Linked DNA regions of Homo sapiens: region 1 is linked to region 2. A link is an interaction called in ENCODE POLR2A ChIA-PET data of the cell type or tissue named here. Cell type or tissue: GM12878. All regions are shown on one strand.

Evidence for each region. ChIA-PET counts read pairs that join two places held together with the same protein. Peaks named below come from ENCODE experiments on the same cell type or tissue, not always from the same donor. Only the 100,000 strongest peaks of a DNase experiment are listed, where the experiment ranks them.
Region 1: POLR2A ChIA-PET joins it to region 2 with 5 read pairs; 3 of 35 experiments call an interaction of 5 or more read pairs at or near these places.

The regions. Positions count from the first base shown.
Region 1 is chr16:21,149,739-21,152,238 of GRCh38, reverse strand. DNAH3 (dynein axonemal heavy chain 3) reads left to right here and starts at 1,393. Exons shown (of 62, transcript NM_001347886.2): 1 at 1,393-1,488; 2 at 1,705-1,949. The coding sequence starts at 1,920. In GM12878, no CTCF peak of the experiment used is centred here; no DNase peak of the experiment used is centred here; H3K27me3 peaks cover 265 bases.
Region 2 is chr16:20,864,635-20,867,134 of GRCh38, reverse strand. All of the region lies in intron 1 of DCUN1D3 (defective in cullin neddylation 1 domain containing 3), which reads left to right. Among named protein-coding and RNA genes, the nearest start is that of DCUN1D3, 34 kb to the left of the region's middle. RefSeq lists enhancers at 1-235, 1,001-1,370, 343-1,542. In GM12878, no CTCF peak of the experiment used is centred here; a DNase peak (open chromatin) is centred at 1,214; H3K27ac peaks cover 2,500 bases.

The DNA.
Region 1 (2,500 bases), 290 kb before region 2:
TTTTTTGAGATGGAGTTTCGCTCTTGTTGCCCAGGCTGGGGTGCAGTGGCATGATCTGTGCTCACTGCAACCTCCCTCCCAGGTTCAAGCGATTCTCCTGCCTCAGCCCCCCAAGTAGCTGGGATTACAGGCGACTACCACCATGCCCGGCTAATTTTGTATTTTTAGTAGAGATGGGGTTTCACTATGTTGGCCAAGCTGGTCTCAAACTCCTGACCTCAAGTGATCCATCCACCTCAGCCTTTCAGAGTGCTGGGATTACAGGCATGAACCACCATACCTGGCCCATATCTCTCAGTTTTGATTCCTTATCCTTAAAATGGGAATATCGTGGTGTTTGGGGGGAAATTGAATGAAAAAAAAAGATATGCAAGCATGGCACCCCCAAAAAACTCATTAAGTCTAACTTGGTTTTGAGAGAACTTCACAGTGACCATGGAACATGTGCTTTTAATATTCGGGCGGCAGCTAATATTGTTACTTTTGAGTATGTGCACATGTATTTCTGTGTTTATCGTAATATTGATGTTAGCCACAACATTTATAGAGCATTGACTGTGTTGGGTGATCAAACTATCCCAGTTTGCCCAGGACTGAGATTGCTCCCAGGATGCAGGACTTAGTGTTAAAATGGGGAAAAACTGGGCTGGGCGCAGTGGCTCACACCTGTAATCCCACACTTTGGGAGGCCGAGGTGGGCGGATCACGAGGTCAGGAGATTGAGACCATCCTGGCTAACACGGTGAAACCCCGTCTCTACTAAAAATACAAAAAATTAGCTGGGCGCACTGGTGGGAGGCTGAGGCAGGAGAATGGTGTGAACCCGGGAGGCAGAGCTTGCAGTGAGCTGAGATCACGCCACTGCACTGCAGCCTGGGCAACAGAGCAAGACTCTGTCTCAAAAAAAAAAAAAAAAACGGGGAAAAACTGGGAAAATATCAGTTATCCTTCTACTATATGCAAATCGCTCTGTACACGTTATCCCGTTAACCCTTCAAAGCAACCCTATGAAGTAGGGACTCACATTATTGCCATTTTACAGACGGAAAGGACACTTGGAGAGATTAAACAACTTGCCAAGCCACACAGCTAATTAATGAGAAGAGTAGGATCTGAAGTATGACCTGTCCAATTGTAGATCCCAAGAACTTAACCACCATACTCTGTGCTTTTCGACGTCTCCAAAGGTCTTTTATTGCTGTTGCCTCTGTTATTCCTGGAACATTGCTAAACACCTTCCCATGTTCCCTTCTGTCACCAACACTTCCTGCTGCCCACCTGGGCCTCCAGCAAAGGGAGACACCAGCTCACAGAGCTAGGTCATGCCCAGTCTTGTATGTAGGCACCGCAGAGGCCCCTCCTTCCCTTAGCAACAGACGCTGAGACATGGTTACTGTGCCCAGCGCCTGCATACAAGCACTGCCAGTGTTAAGAGTCCAGGGAGGAGGAGGGAGAACAGTTCGGGCTGCCAGGATGTTGTTTGGAGGGGTGAGTCTCCCTCTTCTCTGTATTAATGTGTAACTCTGCTTCAGTCTTTCCTCTGCAGTGAACTCAGTGTGTTTCTGGAAAATTTCCAAGAGAGAAGCACTCAAGGGAAAGGAAGCGTGGCCACCGCTGGGGGACTAGGAACCAGAGCCAAAAGCGCAGCAGAAACCCAGTGCTGTCCCCTTATCTCTAGCTTCCCTTTCTCTCCTTTTTTACCAGGGAACTCCTCAGCGGGCCAAAGTCTATGACCTCAGAGAGGCAACCTCATGAACAGAGCTTTCAGAACATCTGGAAAGTTCCATTGTTGGTGTCATCCCCATTATGCTATAAGGAAGTGTGAATTTCAGACCAACTGGATAGGAGAGGCACATCCCTGGAGAAGCTGAAAGCTCTTTATTCATTTTAAAAAAATAGCTACAATTAGAGTGGACACCATGGGTGACATGGATTGCTCATCTCAGAAGGTAGGTGTGAATTTTAAGACGTTTCTTGTTTTACCTGTATTTTTTTTTTTTATTTTTTATTTTGAGACAGAGTTTTGCTCTTTGTTGCCCAGGCTGGAGTGCAATGGTGTGATCTCGGCTCACTGCAACCTCCGCCTCCTGGGTTCAAGTGATTCTCCTGCCTCAGCCTCCTGAGTAGCTGGGATTACAGGCATGTGCCACCACACCTGGCTAATTTTGTATTTTTAGTGGAGACAGGGTTTATCCATGTTGGTCAGGCTGGTCTTGAACTCCCGATCTCAGGAGATCCGCCTGCCTCAGCCTCCCAAAGTGCTGGGATTACAGGTGTGAGCCACCGTGTCTGGCCGATTTACCTGTATTTTTAATGTGTTGGGAATATGTGGGAAGAGGGCCAATTGGCATGTTAGATGCCCTTGACTGAACAAGTGTATTCATCACATTTTTTTGTTGTCTGCTTTGAAATATCATTTTTGCTGAATTAGACTTTTGGAAATCTTCAAGTTTTGCTGTGAAAAATCCGGGAATAGACACCCGTTCTTCCCTTTCCTTCC
Region 2 (2,500 bases):
TGTTTTTAAATGAGGCTGTGATGAGTATATGTGAGTTCATGTCCCCAAAAGTGCTTAGCATAGTGCCTGGCACCGTATCAAGTGCTCAATAATTGATGACTGCTATTATTAGCTGTTAGCCATCAGCTAGTGAGTCTACGGGAGACCTTCAACTTTAAAACACTTGAAGTGCTGCCAGCCTGGGCCATGGGGCTGGGCACTGTGATGGAGCCTGGGGAAAGCTCTGGGAGAGCAAAAGTATTTTCCCAGAGAAGGGGGTAGACACAGAAGAAGGTAGACCACTGGGCAGTAATCAGAGTAATCGGGGGACCATACTTACCAGATCTGGAGATATTTTCTTCTGGGTTTAGACCACCACTCGCCTCAACACTCAATGGAATGGGGGCATTTCAAAGAAAGAGACCAGAGTGGAAGAACGATCCAACCTTCTGGCATTTGCTGATTGATCATCTGTTGAAACTAATTTTCTTCTCCTTTTTTTCATCTGCTGGTCATGTTAAAAGCTTTCAGGTTTCAGCTGGTTCTGCTGTGTCAGGTAGTCAAAAGATACTCTTACATGGAGGGCTGGTTGGCTCAATGGGATTAGGGCCTCTTTGGGAGCCCCATCTGTTCTGTCCCTACCTGAAGGCCTTGGCGCCAGGATTTGGAGGAAGCTGCTAGGATGAAGCATCTGTCCAGTGGGGGCGGGGTGAGTGGCCTGGGGTAGGTGGGTCAGATGGAGGCCAGGAAATCCTCTTATCTCGCTGGGTGCCCATGCCTCACTCAGCAGCAGGAGCTGAGCAGTAAACCCTGGTGAGTCAGCGTGCCTGGGAATTAGAGTTGCCAGTCTGTGAGCATGTGGGGTTTGTGTAAGTTTGGGCCTTTTGTTTCTTTCAGCATTCTAGTCTTTAGGAACACAAATCTGGAAACCAGGCCCTCCACATGGTACAGTCCTTGTTTTGAGATAATTCAGCTCGCACAGTTGCTTCCCTTGTACCATGGTCTTCCAAGAATTAACCCCTTGCCATTTGAAATTGTAATGAGTTGTACTTATGGCTTACTAGCTGTAGTCTTAAAGCATAAAAAGTCTTTTAAAAAACTTACTTAGGATGGTTGTTTTCCATACCAAAAGCCCTTATAAGAGCTTCAGTGTATTTTTGAAGCCTAAGTAAAACTACAAGTCTTTGAGGGCATGTTTGGACATGTATTTTTGTCATTGCTCTCTTTGCGGGTGGAGAAGGGGACAGGCCTTGATATGACTAATCTCTAATAACTACAGGAATGATTGTGCTCTTCATTTTAAACTTACTGTATACTCAGAGCTTATCCTCAGAGAGAATTCCTCTTGAAGACGACCCCCAATTTATCCAGGCACTATTTGGAGGAAGCCAAGTATTTTAGGCAAAGTTTAAAGCTCCAGCCTTTCATAAAAAACACCTTCTGTCCCACTGCCGGTTTTCAAAGATCTTTTAGTTTGGATCATAGAGGTCCATGAAAGCTCCCTAGACCTGGGGAGGCCCGGGTGACTGACGTTGACTTCTGTTTAGTGTCTGTTTCCTGCTACACTTCTGGCTCCTGGTCCACACTTCATTAACAACGTAATTTCAGTGGCTGCCATTATTATAGCAGTTGGCAAAGTTTTATAAATACTAAATTGTACATGGATTTTCCAACAAACCAGTTGAAGGTAGGAATAAGAGTCCTAAGTAGCCAGAGTCATCTTAGAGAAATCACCTCGCTTCTGGCTCAGAAATGTCTAGCAATTTGTTTAAAAAACCACTTTTAAATTATATAAATAATTAATAAACCACCATGACGAGTTTGTTATGTATCAGTGCAAACTTTTCTTTTTCATCTAGCAATTATCCTACCATTTAAAGATTGTATTTGGGTAAATCTGTCCTTCTTTTGTTTTTCTATTTTTTTCCCACTTTTTTCAGTTTTTTCTTTTTTTCTGAATATCCTGAGCATTTTTATTTATTTATTTTTGGTAACTTTTTTTTTTTAGCTTTTATTTTAGGTTTGGGGGTACATGTCAAGGTTTGTTACACAGGTAAACATGTGTCATGGGGGTTTGTTGTACATATTATTTCATCACCCAGGTGTTAAGTCCAGAGCCCAGTAATTATCTTTTCTGCTCCTCTCCCTCCTACCACCCTCCACCCTCTACCCTCAAGTAGACCCCAGTTTCTGTTGTTTCCTTCTTTGTATTCATAAGTTCTCATCATTTAGCTCGCACTTTATAAGTGAGTATTTGGTTTTCTGTCCCTGCGTTAGTTTGCTGAGGATCATAGCCTCCAGCTCCATGTGTGTTCCCACAAAAGACATGATCTCGTTCTTTTTTATGGCTGCATAGCGTTCCGTGGTGTATATGGACCACATTTTCTTTATCTTATCTGTCACTGATGGGCATTTAGGTTGATTCCATGTCTTTGCTATTGTGAATAGTGCTGCAGTGAACATTCGCATGCGTGTGTCTTTGTGGCAGAATGGTTTTTATTCATCTGGGTATATGCCCAGT